Regions from separate parts of the Homo sapiens genome. Here region 1 is linked to region 2. A link is an interaction called in ENCODE POLR2A ChIA-PET data of the cell type or tissue named here. Cell type or tissue: OCI-LY7. All regions are shown on one strand. Links, peaks and the distances in the headings refer to the core of each region. The heading gives the core; the rest is flanking DNA.

Region 1 (7,110 bases), core at 2,184-4,683, 2.0 Mb after region 2:
CTCCCAAAGTGCTGCGATTACAGGCATGAGCCACCACGCCCGGCCTCAGCTTTGATCTTCTAAACTCATCCTTCATCTTTTCCAAAAATTATTCCATGTCTTTTCAAAATGCTTCTCCAGTTTTGTTTTTTTTTTTCTTGAAACAGGGTCTCACTCTATCACCCAGTTTTGCTTGCAATGGTGTAACCAATCATGGCTCACTGCAGCCTGGACCTTCCAGGCTCAAGCAATCCTCCTGCCTCTGCCACCTAACTAGCTGCAGCTACAGGCATGCACCACCATGGCTGGCTAATTTCTTCATTTTTGTCATGAAAACAAACTCTTATTATGTTACTCAGGTTGCACTGGAACTCCTGCGCTCACATAATTCTCCCATCTCAGCCTCCCAAAGTGCTAAAAATATAGGTGTGAGCCACTGTGTTCTTCTGCAAATTTTTTTTTTTTTTTAATACAGAGGCTGGCTCTGTTGCCCAGGCTGGAGTGCAGTGGCACGATCTCAGCTCACTGCAACCTCTGCCTCCCCAGTTCAAGTAATTCTCCTGTCTCAGCCTCCTGAGTAGCTGGGATTGCAGGTGCACACCACCACGTCTGGCTAATGTTTGTATTTTTAGTAGAGACAGGGTTTCACCATGTTGGTCAGGCTGCTCTGGAACTCCTGACCCCATGATCCACCCACCTTGGCCTCCCAAAGTGCAAGGATTACAGGCATGAGCCACTGCACGTGGCCTCTTCTGCAATTTCTTAAGAGGATTATTTCCAGTGATAAACAGTAGTATATGAACACAAACCTAAAAGGAATCTGACTTATTCTGTAGAAGTGTCACTCTCCAGGATTTCAAGGGTCTAGGGCAGGGCAGCTACTTTAGTAGTATGATCTATGGAGGTGCATGGGCTTTGGCGTCAGATAAAGTTGATCCTGAGTCTTATTCCAGTCACTTAGTACTCGTGGGTCTTTGGACATGTTTGTTGATGTGGAGAAGCTCTATATACCACATATGCAAAAAAGGTAGACTGATACTGATTGCAAAATGGCAGCAATTTTTCTGCCCTCTTGTATCTATGCCCATTGTCAGGTGCTTTTACAGCTGTTTCCATCAAGATCCAGAATCTGTCTTCTAAACCCTAGATCTGGCTGGCCTTATTTGCTCAGGGCAGTAGAAACTTGTGAACATGACAGTGGGCTAGTTTGGGGCCCAGGCTCAAATGGTCTTGAATACTTCTGTTTTTTGTTCAGAATGCTGCAATCTCCATGAATAAAGCCCATGTTAGCAAGCTTAAAAATAAGATACCATGAGGAGGAGAAGCAAGGTGCCCCTGTTGAGCCCCAGAAGCAGAAGATCACCCCCAGAAGTACAGCTGGCTAGTCAACAAGCAGCTGATGATACCAGTCTGAAAGAGCTCAGCTGATACCAGAAGAACGGCCCCACTCACCCAGCCTAAATGGCTGATCATCTTAATTATAAACTAGTAAGTTTTGGATGATTTGTTATGCTGCAATAGCTAACTAATACATGCACCAGTGCAGATAGGATGCCAGGATTCAGTGACAGGTTGATTACTTGTTGCCTTCTAACAGTGGGCACCCTCTAGGTACTGATTTCTTCCCCTAATTTAAAGTTGGATGTCTTGAAAGAGAATGTTGGGTAATGCAGAAATACTGGGAGACATGTATGCATGTGATTGGTGTTTATATTCGCACAGTCCCCACACCACAGGAGAAAACAGATAACCACAGCCTCGCAATTAGGGTCAAGGCCAAATAGCAAAATAAGTTTGCCTTTAATCTATTTTCTCTGTATCTAAACACTGGAGTCCAAGAATGTGGGCAGAACTGAAGACACAGAGTTTTTTTCTCCTAAGCTCCATCATCCTATGTTCACAGCCTAATCTCTAAAAGAAAGGTGGGCAACAGGTGGTAAGCAGTGGTTTACCTGTGGTTATTTTATTTCTGCTGCCCTCAGCTCTTTCTATGGCCACTATCTGTTCCAACCTCAGAACTGAAGATAGATGTTAGTAGGGAGAGGCCCTTCCTTCCCCTCTGGCCCTTCACACCATTGACATCAGAGCTGCCATGTGTGGCTCCTGGGTGCCTGGAATGTGCTTGGTCTGAACCGCGATATGCTAGAAAGGTAAAACACAGAGTTATTTTCAAAAATTTAGTTGCAAATATTTATATACTTCATTAATAATTACATATTCCTCACACATTAAAATGATATTTTGTATATATTAGGTTAATTACATTGTTACAATCAATTCAACCTGTTCCTTGTTATTGTTGTTGTTGTTGTTGCTGTTGTTGCAGTCTGTCACTAGGCTGGAGTGCAGTGGCGCAATCTCGGCTCACTGCAACCTCTGCCTCCCGGGTTCAAGCGATTCTCCTGCCTCAGCCTCCCCAGTAGCTGGGATTACAGGCATGCGCCACCACGCCTGGCTAATTTTTATATTTTTTTCAGTAGAGACAGGGTTTAGCCATATTGCCAGGAGGGTCTCAATCACTTGATCTCGTGATCCACCAGCCTCGGCCTCCCAAAGTGCTGGGATTACAGGCGTGAGCCACTGCGCGTGGCCTCTTGTTTCTTTATATTTTTCACCCCCCAAAACGGAGTCTCGCTCTGTCCGCCCAGGCTGGAGTGCAGTGGCGCGATCTCTGCTCACTGCAACCTCCTCCGCCTCCCGGGTTCAAGCAATTCTCCTGCCTCAGCCTCCTGCGTAGCTGGGATTACAGATGTCCACCACCACGCCCGGCTAATTTTTGTATTTTTAGTAGAGACGTGGTTTCACCATGTTAGCCAGGCTGGTCTCAAACTCCTGACCTCTTGATCTGCCCGCCTTGTACTCCTAAAGTCCTAGGATTACAGGCGTGAGCCACCATGCCTGGCCCCTTGTTTCTTTTTAATTTTCTAGTTTGGCTACCAGAAAATTCAAAATTCACGTGGCTCACATTTTATTTCAGAGGATTACCTCCTTTTTAAAATCTCAGGCTGCCTGCTCAAAGGACCGTAAGCCAGGAAAGTAAAAAAACCCTGAAATTTTAAAACATTTGTTATTATATCCTTTTCATTTATGTATAGCCATATGATATAGTATTTACAAATGCATATGACCTTATACGCAAGGTTGAATGCAAATACCCTTTGGGGTGGGCCTATCTCAGCTCAAGGAGGAAGCCCTGCCTGAAAAGGCTGCAGCCTAGGCGGTCACTCTTTCTTCATTCAGCCCAGCATCTAATTACATCTTCTGTCAGTCAGGGCCTGAGAGGGTGGGGTTTTAAACGTTATCCAATCAGCGACGCTGGGCTGGGAACTGTCCAATCAGGCACGCAGCTTGAGCGGAGAGGACGGCTTCCGGGATGTGGCGGGATTTGTCCGCTTCTTTGTCTTTGGCTGCCGCTGGAACTCCGGGTCTCGTCTTCACTGCTCTGTGTCCTCTGCTCCTAGAGGCCCAGCCTCTGGTCCTGTGACCTGCAGGTATTGGGAATCCACAGCTAAGACGCCGGGACACCCTGGAAGCCTAGAAATGGTGAGAGTGCGGGGTCCAACATCCCGAGAGAGGGGAAGGGCTGGTTGGAACCGGTGGGAAGTGGCTGTGGCGAGACTCAGGCCTCCCCGCAGTCAGCTCTACAATCTGCGCCCCGAGTTCTCCTTGCCCAGCTCGGCCTCAGTCGCCTTCAGCCATAAGATGGCGGTTGCGCCGACAGCCCGGCCCCCGGGCGTCCTGTCTCTTCCCTGCATAGTGACTGTGCCCTTGCCTGGAGCCCTCTCTGGGGAATCTCTGCACCCGCAGCGCCGCTTCTCTACCGGATTGTGCAGGGACCGTGGGAGGGTCGTCAGGGGAGAATCCTGACTTGGGGTGCGGGTTCATGAATGGGAAGAGGTTTGTTCCGTGGGGTTCCCAGTTCCTATTATCTCCTATTAAAAGTTAATGGGAGTCACTGCAAAAATATTAAAAGAATTTAATCAAAGAGTGGTTCTAGGCTGGGCGCGGTGGCTCACGCCTGTAATCCCAGCACTTTGGAAGGCCGAGGTGGGCGGATCAGAGGTCAGGAGATCAAGACCATCCTGGCTAACACGGTGAAACCCCGTCTCTACTAAAAATACAAAAAATGAGCCGGGCGTGGTGGCGGGCGCCTGTAGTCCCAGCTACTCAGGAGGCTGAGGCAGGAGAATGGCGTGAACCCAGGAGGCAGAGCTTGCAGTGAGCCGAGATCGTGCCACTGCACTCCAGCCTGGGCGACAGAGCGAGACTCTTGTCTCAAAAAAAAAATTAACTTATTAAATAATTTAATCAAAAAGTGGTTCTAGAATTGTAGAGCACCAAGCTGTGGTTTTTAGTTTGTGGTCTATGGGAGAGGCTTGAAAGAAAGTCTTTTGTAAAATGCATGATGAAGAAAACCAAATTTAGTAATTGGTTAGGTACAGTTACGTGGTTTTTTAATTTGTACATTAAAGGTGAAAATTTCCTGGTTATGTAATCGGAGCTCAATTGGCAGTTTATAGTAGGTGAAGCCTCAATTTTGTTTCTCTGAATTTAGTAATTAAAAATAATGCGCCTGAGTTAGATTTTTTAAATTGAAGTAGGAACCCAGGGACTAGAGAAACCTCAGTCTAATTGCCTGCCACTTAATTATTTTCACACTCCACAGGGAACTGATTTTCTGCTGCATTTTTCACCTGGGTCCCAATCAGGGTCTTAAGTCTAACCCCCATCCCTCATTACTCCAACCTCATTCTTGCTTGCAGTAAGATACTAAATTTCCAATTTCTTCTGGGGTTCCCAAATGCCAGCTTTTCCTCCCTAATTCACATTATCACGTATTTGTGTTTTTTTGTTTGTTTTGTTTTGTTTTTGAGATGGAGTCTCGCTCTGTCTCCCAGGCTGGAGTGCAATGGCGCGATCTCGGCTCACCTCAACCTCCGCCTCCCGGTTTTAAACAATTCTCCCACTTCAGCCTCCTTAGTAGCTGGGATTACAGGTGCGCGCCATCATACCTGGCTAATTTTTGTGTTTTTGTAAAGACGGGGGTTTCACCATGCTGGCCAGGCTGGTCTCGAACTCCTGACCTCAGGTGATCCGCCCGCATCAGCTTGCCAAAGTGCTGGAATTACAGGCGTGAGCCACCGGGCCTGGCCACTTATTTTGTAGTGTACTTTTTTATACCGTATTTTAATTAATTATTTTTTGGCAAGGCATTAAATGGTGCTTTTTTCTTTTCTTTTTTTTTTGAGACGGAGTTTCACTCTTGTTGCAAAGGCACATTCTCGGCTCACCACAACCTCCGCCTCCGGGTTCACGAGGTTCTCATGCCTCAGCCTCCCAAGTAGCTGGGTTTACAGGCATGCACCACCACGCCCAGCTGATTTTGTATTTTTAGAAGAGATAGGGTTTCTCCATGTTGGTCAGGCTGGTCATGAACTCCCGACCTCAGGTGATCCGCCCGCCTTGGCCTCCCGAAGTGCTGGGATTACAGGCGTGAGCCACTGCGCCCTGCATAAATGGTGTTTTGGGGGTTTTTTTGTTTGTTTTTTGTTTTGAGACGGAGTTTTGCTCTTGTTGCCCAGGCTGGAGTACAGTGGCATGGTCTCGGCTCACCGCAACTTCTGCCTCCCGGGTTCAGGCGATTCTCCTGCCTCAGCCTCCGAGTAGCTGGGATTACAGGCATGTGCCAGCCACCACGCCCGGCTAATTTTTTATTTTTAGTAGAGACAGGGTTTCTCTATGTTGGTCAGGCTGGTCTCGAACTCCCGACCTCAGGTGATCCGCCCGCCTCGGCCTCCCAAAGTGTGGGGATTACAGGCGTGAGCCACCACACCCAGACCAATGGTACTTTTAAGAAGGTTTGTTATCTGTTTGTAAATATTTTCCATGAAAAGAAAGCAAATAATAATCCCCTGACACTGTGTTGCAAAAAATCTCTGTGTGTCTTTTCCTTTTATCTTTCTAGGCACAGAGATGTTATCGGAATTTTTTTGGGTCAGAGTTCTGCTTTGGAAAATTTATGGGGTGATGTGTCCTCAGCCACCGTTTAGTTTTTTCCCGGTCCTGGGTTTCAGTATTATCTGGGGATAAACCGAGATATCTGCCATGGTTATGTCAGCTAGAGTGTCTAGTGGATATCAGCTTCTGGTTTATTTTCTCCCATAGGACGACCTGAGGTATGGAGTGTATCCTGTCAAGGGGGCAAGTGGATACCCTGGGGCTGAGAGGAATCTTCTGGAGTACTCTTATTTTGAAAAGGTAACCCCTTGATATGTTAAAATTGTCTTTGGGACCAGCTTGAAAAACATGCTCTACTAAAAATACAAAAAACTTAGCCAAGCATGGTGGTGCATGCCTGAATTTCCAGCTACTCGGGGTTGCTGAGGCAGGACAATCACTTGATCCCGGGAGGCAGAGGTTGTGGTGAGCCGAGATCCTGCCATTGCACTCTAGCCTGGGCAACAAGAGTGAAACTCCATCTAATAATAATAATAATGATAATAATAATAATAATAATAATAATAATAATAATGAATAAATTGTCTTCTACCAACCCTGCTTCCATTTCATGGAGACAAATTGCTTGTCAGCCAATCAGATGCTGGTAATGAGGAACAAACACAGTAATAACTTCTGCCCCCTGGATTCTGTAAGGGAGCAGAAGAATAGTGAAATAAATATAGTAAAAGAAAAAGAGTAAAAAACAGTGAAAAATATGTGACCAAAAAAATAGTATCCCGAAAGACAAACAACAAAAACAACAACAAACTGACTCCAGTGAGATGGTGTAAGAACTTGCAAAGTAAAATGCACCTAGGGCAGTCACCGAAAAATAGTGCAGTGTCTCCTGAATGGGTGGTTCTTGAGCACATAAGTGAGCAGGAGTGGGTGGAAGGATCTCTCAAGTGATTGAATGGCCTGACTTGAAACGTGAGTCAGACACATCTGTTATTTAACCAGCACTGCCATTCCTGGATTTGTCACCTTGAAGAGATTTGTTCACTTATTTTCACCTGTTTTTTAGCTGTAAGGTTACATTATATTAGTAGGGCTTGAAAGGTAGAAAAATATTTACAAAGGGCATAAAAGACGTGGGATTCAAAAAAATTAATCATATATTTCATTTGTTAA
Region 2 (7,110 bases), core at 2,672-5,171:
GGCAGGGGTCGGGGGGCAGTGGAATAGAGGGGAGTGGACAGGACATTTTACAAAATTTTTTTCTTGAGAGGATTTTTTTCTTAACAATTAGTAAAAGCCATAGAATCATGGCTGGTGAATTAGGCCCAGCCTTCTTCACTTACTAGTATGGGAATAGATGGCATTCTGCCCCTGACGGCTAAAACCCAGGAGGAAATAATGGGTGAAAATCTGAACTAGGCCCCTGGTGGGCTGCTCCTATGTTTGAAGAAAGGGTTGTGGGTTTTTTTGTTTGTTTTCTTCCTGGAAATATACCCTCTCTCTTCCTCCTTCCCTCCTTTCTTTCTCTCTTTCATGCACACATATATAGACACACACTGACTTTGGTATTGAAGCAAAGAAATATGCACCAATCTTAAATTTCTTTCAATTCTTTTAAGGACAGTTATTCCATTACATGGGAAAGGAGCAAAATTTATTATATTTAAAATATAAGAACTAAGGTAAACAACTTTAAAGGGATCACTCTCCCCTTTAAAATTATGCTATGTCTCTTGTGTACCACAGACTTCACTTTGGTGGATGGTGGGGCCACCACCAAGTCTCTATCTAACAGGAAGTTTTTTAAACTTGTTTTTTTTTACTTGAAGGATCCTTACAGCAATAAAAAACCTTGGATAGTTAGAAATGATATTGATCTAGGTACATTTATTAGATGTAATGTAATGTGGTTATCTGTTGGTGGGCAGGTCTAAAAGGCATGTGGGTCCAAACACTGCCCAGCTTCTAACTCTGGACGATAAAAACTGTTGATTTATGGAACTGAAATAGCTAGGGAAGTCAGGGTTTCCTTCCTGTTGGAGACAGCACTGGGGGCATTAAATCCCTGTGGGATCTTGATGATAAGAAATAAGCTGACCTCTTTTGGAATTGGGAAATAACTACTGTGTCAAGTGGTTCCATCCAAATGAATGGATGGTGTTATTTTTGATTTCTAGTTTTAAGTTTGACTTCATCCTCTCAGAAACTTGACTGCCTTTGTTTATACTGGTGTGTCTTTTGAATAAGAGTTTTTCCTTTTTTTTTTTTTTTTTTTTTTTGAGACAGAGTCTTGTGCTCTGTCACCCAGGCTGGAGTGCAGTGGTGCAATCACAGTTCACTGCAGCCTCGACTTCCGGGCTCAAGTGATCCTCCCACCTCAGCCTCTTGAGTAGCTGGGACTACAGGCATGCGCCACCATGCCCGGCTAATTTTGTATTTTTGTAGAGACAGGGTCTCGCTATGTTTCCCAGGCTGGTCTTGAACTCCTGAGTTCAAGTGATTCTCTCACTTTGGCCTCCCAAAGTGTTGGGATTATAGGTGTGTGCCTGGCCCAAGTTTATTGTGTGTGTGTTTTTTTTTTTTTTTCCAGACAGAGTCTCGCTCTGTCACCTAGGCTGGAGTGCAGTGGTGCGATCTTGGCTCACTGCAACCTCCACCTCCTGGGTTCAAGCAATTCTCTGTCTTAGCCACCCGAGTAGCTGGGATTACAGGCACCCACCACCATGCCTGGCTAATTTTTGTATTTTTAGTAGAGACGGGGTTTCACCATCTTGGCCAAGCTGGTCTCGAATCCCTGACCTCGTGATCCACCTGCCTCAGCCTCCCAAAGTGCTGGGATTAGAGGCGTGAGCCACTGCGTCCGGTCAAGTTTTTTTTTTTTTTTTTGAAACAGAGCAGAGTCTTGCTCTGTCACCCAGCCTGGAGTGTAGTGGCACAATCTTGGCTCACTGCAACCTCTGCCTCCTGGGTTCAAGCCATTCTTCTGCCTCAGCCTCCCCAGTAGCTAGGATTACAAGTGTGCACCACTGCGCTCAGCTGATTTTTGTATTTTTAGTAGAGACAGGGTTTCACCATGTTGGCCAGGCTGGTCTTGAACTCCTGACCTTATGAACTGCCTGCCTCGGACTGCCAAAGTGTTGGGATTACAGGCGTGAGCCACCGTGCCTGGCCAGTTTATTCTTTTAAATTGGCTTATAAGGGGCCAGGTGCGGTGGCTTACGCCTGTAACCCTAGCACTTTGGGAGGCTGAGGCAGGGGATCACTTGAGATCAGGAGTTTGAGACCAGCCTGGCCAAAATGGCAAAACCCTGTCTACTAAAAATCCAAAAATTAGCTGGGCGTGGTGGCACATGCCTGTAATCCCAGCTACTCGGGAGGCTGAGGCACAAGAATGGCTTGAACCTGAGTGAGAGGCAGAGTTTGCAGTGAGCTGAGGTCGGGCCACTGCACTCCAGCCTGAGTGACAGAGTGAGATTCCGTGTAAAAAAAAAAAAATTATAAGGGACAAGTGAACACTTAAGAGCTTTACTTGTGTGGCCATAAGATATGGTGTATGTGTGTTTTCTAGTGCAATTTACATTACATTAAAAATTAGAAAGTGTTAAATCTTCTGGCCCATGTAACTTCCTATGCGAACAAATAATTCAGGAACAAACACTTTCATGCCTAAGATAAAACATTTTCATGCTTGGTGATGGGGGTCTGGCAGTGAGCAGGACTGACACAGCTGGCCTTCCAGAAGCTTACATCTTAGTTGCAGACAAATAAACAAGCAAATGAATGAAAGAACATTGTGAGGTTTCTTGAGAATATCCCTAAGTGCTGCAGCTACCCTCATTGGGAGCTTCAGGTGGGGTTTCTTGGAGGTGTAGAAGTGAAACCTCACTACCTCTTTAATTTCCTCACTGGGCTCCTGTTTCCTGTCTCTAAAAGGAGACAGAAATTATGGCATTTTCCTACTTGATTGTTGGCGATAGTTGATTCATGACCACTGTGGCTGTAATCTTGGAGAAACGAGAGAAACTAGAATGGTCACGGCAGGGAGCATTTTCAGGTTTGCCTTTGTTTCTTTTTTTTTTTTTGGAGACAGTCTTGCTCTGTCGCCCAGGCTGGAGTGCAGTGGCGTGATCTTGGCTCACTGCAACCTCCACCTCCTGGGTTCAAGTGATTCTCCTACCTCAGCCTCCCGAGTAGCTGGGATTACAGGCACCTGCCACCACGGCTGGCTAATTTTTTGTGTTTTAGTAGAGATGGGGGTTTCACCATGTTGCCCAGGGTGGTCTCGAACTCCTGAGCTCAAGCAATCCTCCCGCCTAGGCCTCCCAAAGTGCTGGGATTACAGGTGTGAGCCACCATGCCTGGCCAAGTTTGCCTTTCTTGAAGTCAGTGGAGACGTGTTTTTGGAATCCTGTGGCATTTCTTCATGGCAATGCATATTACACTAAGTGATAAACCGCTCTAAAAGCCCTTCCCTTGTTGAAATCTTAAAAACATTCAGACAAGCTGGGGCTGCCTGGGTGTTGGTGGTGGTTTAGGAATAATGAGATTTCCAATAGATGACTGCTTTGTTATGTATTGGTAGACTCTTGGTGCATGGATTTCCCTCTGCCCGGGCTTTCCTCTTTTTTTTTTTTTTTTTTGAGATGGAGTCTCGCTGTGTTGCCCAGGTTGGAGTGCAGTAGTGTGATCTTGGCCCACTGCAACCTCTGCCTCCCAGGTTCAAGCGATTCTCCTGTCTCAGCCTCCTGAGTAGCTGGGATTACAGGCGGCATGCTGCCATGCCTGGCTAATTTTTTGTATTTTAGTAGAGACGGGGTTTCACTGTGTTGCCCAGGCTGGTCTTGAACTGAGCTCAGAAAATTCACCCACCTCGGTCTCCCAAAGTGCTGGGATTACAGGCGTGAGCCACCACTCCCGGCCCAGGCTTTCCTCTTACACTGGGACTGGGAAGGTGCTGTTTAGACTTTTTTATGTTGGGCAAGGCTGGAAGTCTTAGATTTGACAGGTGCTTTTCTTAAGTAAGTGTATCTGTGAGAGGTGGGGCTGGAGAGCAAGGCGGGATATTCATTTTGGGCACAGCCTCGAGGGCAAGAGGGAGGGTGTTAGAAGGAGAGTTTCTGGTTGTCTTTTTTTTTCCCTTCCACCCAAGTTCTGACTCTGGAGGTGGAGAGGCAGGCCCAGGCCGGAAGTGGGCGTGGACAAGTAATGCAACTGTGCATGTGACCAGGCTCCCACCTCTGGGCTCTGCTGCCCTTGGGAAGTGGATGCTTGCTCCCTCCTGACTTCCTGTTCTCCCTCCTTACAGGCTGAGTTCTTGGGCTCCAAGTTGAGCACAGAAAATACGTTCAAGGCCGGGCGCGGTGGCTCACGCCTGTAATCCCAGCACTTTGGGAGGCTGAGGCAGGCGGATCATTTGAGCCCAGGAGTTTGAGACCTGCCTGGCCAACATGGCGAAACCCCGTCCCTACTAAAAATGTAAAAACTAGCTAGGTGTGGTGGTGCACGCCTGTAATCCCAGGTACTCTGGAGGCTGAGGCAGGAGAATCACTTGAACCCAGGAGGCGGGGTTTGCAATGAGCTGAGATCATGCCACTGCACTCCAGCCTGGGCAACAGAGCGAGATTCCGTCTCAAAAAAAAAAAATAGAAAACATGTTCAAGTTACCCCTTTTCCTTGGTAAGCCGCTTTGTCAGAGCTGGAAGCCACCAGTGGACCTGTACTTGCCAGTTTTGGGGTCTCAACTAATACACCCACAAACTCAGAGGCCTATCTGGCAGGGCGGCCAAAAAGATGGTTTCTTGTTATATTATCACAGTGTTCCCCTCGGGAGCTTGTCTGCACCAAGAGCTGCCTGGAGGTGTGTATGGAACTTAAAGAATCCGACAGTAGATAGGTCCTTCAGGAAGAGTGTGTTCTTGAAGAATCGTTTGCAGTTACTTACAGCTTTTTGCTTTATAAAAGTACGGTGGGAGTCCCTGTGCCATAGAAACTTTAGAGCCAAAAAACTTTGGGCTTGATCCTGATTCTACCACTTGCTGGCATGTGACCTTAGAAAAATAGCCTAACTTCAAGTGGCCTACTCTTTCTGAGCCTCAGTTTCCTCAAAATTAAACTCAAATCCTCGTTTGTGGGCTGGTTTGTTTGTAAGCATACAGCAAGCGGCCAGACTGTTGTAGATGCCTAGTAAAGGTAGTTGTTAAAGAATCATATTTAGGAGCCGGGCACGGTGGCTCACACCTGTAAACCCAGCACTTTGGGAGGCTGAGGCGGGTGGATCGCCTGAGGTCAGGAGTTTGAGACCAGCCTGGCCAACATAGTGAAACCCTGTCTGTACTGAAAATACGAATTAGCTGGGTGGTGGGCGCCTCTAATCCCAGTTACTAGGGAGGTTGAGGTAGGAGAATCGCTTGAACCTGGAAGGCGGAGGTTGCAGTGAGCTGAGATCATGCCACTGCACTCCAGCCTGGGCAACAAAAGTGAAACTCCGTCTGAAAAAAAAATCATATTTAGGCTGACCGTTTCTCTTGAGGTTGGCACCTGAGGTTGGACAACAATCTGTGGATGTTAATACTGCCCAAGAACAAACCAGTTGACACTGGGCCAATAGGCTGAGCATGTCTGAAGGCCAGTGATCTGGAAGTTCCTAGTTTGGTTGATTTTTCCCAGTTGAGATCCCTTAGTTCATTGTAGCTTTAACCCCTACAGCCTCACCTTACTGTACTCTCCATATGGACTTGAAGTGCCTCAGGAAACATGATGGGGTAATTGGGAAAAAGGCTCAAACCTTGAGCTCAGGTGATCTGCCTGCCTTGGCCTCTTAAAGTGCTGGGATTTCAGGCATGAGCCACTGTGCGCGACCTGTTTGTTAGGTTTCTTTTTCTTTTCTTTCTTTCTTTCTTTTTTTTGAGACAGTCTCGCTATGTTGCCCAGGCTGGAGTGCAATGGTGCAGTCTCAGCTCATTGCAACCTCCACCTCCTGGGTTCAAGCCATTCTTCTGCGTCAGCCTCCCGAGTAGCTGGGATTACAGGCGCCTGCCACCATGCAGGGCTAATTTTTGTATTTTCGGTAGAGATGAGGTTTCACCATGTTGGCCAGGCTGGTCTCAAACTCCTGACCTCGTAATCTGCCCAACTCAGCATCCCAAAGTGTGGGATTACAGGCGTGAGCCACTGCTCCCAGCCGTTAGGTTTCTTAAGTGGCTAGGTGTTCTGAGAAGAGGCATAGCATGGGCACAGGCAGAGACCTGGAGTTGAAAACAGCCAAGTGAGTTCCCTTGACCTGAGGAGGTTATGCTCTTCTAAAAGTCAGAGTTTGAGCTGATCACATTGGCAAGAAAAGTCCAAAATTGCTTCCAAAGGTAGAAAGTTAAAATGTGCTATAGTAGGATCCAAGATTAAACTCAAAATAGTATTTAAATTGAGCTTTTATTTTTTTTGAGACGGAGTTTCGCTCTTGTTGCCCAGGCTGGAGTGCAATGGCGTGATCTCAGCTTACCGCAACCTCCGCCTCCTGGGTTCAAGCGATTCTCCTGCCTCAGCAGGAGAATGAGTAATGTGTAATGAGGCTAATTATATATTTTTAGTAGAGATGGGGTTTCTCCATGATGGTCAGGCTGGTCTCGAACTCCCGACCTCAGGCGATCTGCCTGCCTTAGCCTACCAAAGTGTTGGGATTACAGGCATGAGCCTCCGTACCGGGCCTTAAATTGAGCTTTCAATAAACATTTTCAATCAGGAAGCAATGATGGCCAGTGAAATCAGCCATCTAGACTCTGTAATGGTATACTGTATATGTAGACTTTAACCTCCAAAGGAGCTTCAAGAGAACAGACTTCAGGGCTGCTTCTGACCTTTTTCCTTTGAGAATTGTTATCATTTAAGCTGGTCTAAAATTCTTAATACATCAGAACAGTTTTTTGTTTTTTTTGAGACAGAGTCGCACTCCGTTGCCCAGGCTGGAGTACACTGGCATTACTGCAGCTTTGAACTCTTAGGCCCAAGCCATCCCCTTGCCTCAGCACCCAGATAACTAGGACTACAGGCGCATGCTATCATGCCAGGCTAATTTTATTTAGTTAGTTAGTTAGTTAATTAGTTGAGACAGAGTTTTGCTCTTGTTGCCCATGCTGGAGTGCAGTGGCGTGATCTCGGCTCACCACAACCTTCGCCTTCTGGGTTCAAGCAATTTTCCTGCCTCAGCTTCCTGAGTAGCTGGGATTACAGGCATGCGCCACCAGGCTCGGCTAATTTTGTATTTTTAGTAGAGATGGGGTTTCTCCATGTTGGTCAGGCTGGTCTCGAACTCCTGAC

What was found. Peaks named below come from ENCODE experiments on the same cell type or tissue, not always from the same donor. Only the 100,000 strongest peaks of a DNase experiment are listed, where the experiment ranks them.
Region 1: POLR2A ChIA-PET joins it to region 2 with 6 read pairs; 2 of 35 experiments call an interaction of 5 or more read pairs at or near these places.

What each region holds. Positions count from the first base shown.
Region 1 is chr19:21,355,622-21,362,731 of GRCh38, forward strand. It overlaps ZNF738 (zinc finger protein 738), which reads left to right and starts at 3,379. Exons shown (of 5, transcript NM_001355237.2): 1 at 3,379-3,522; 2 at 6,145-6,237. The coding sequence starts at 3,520. RefSeq lists enhancers at 2,092-2,649, 3,441-3,740. In OCI-LY7, for the core only: no CTCF peak of the experiment used is centred there; DNase peaks (open chromatin) are centred at 3,300 and 3,710; H3K4me3 peaks cover 1,639 bases; H3K27ac peaks cover 856 bases.
Region 2 is chr19:19,391,024-19,398,133 of GRCh38, forward strand. It overlaps a transcript of GATAD2A not described here. Among named protein-coding and RNA genes, the nearest start is that of GATAD2A, 11 kb to the right of the region's middle. RefSeq lists enhancers at 3,855-3,944, 3,966-4,819. In OCI-LY7, for the core only: no CTCF peak of the experiment used is centred there; a DNase peak (open chromatin) is centred at 3,988.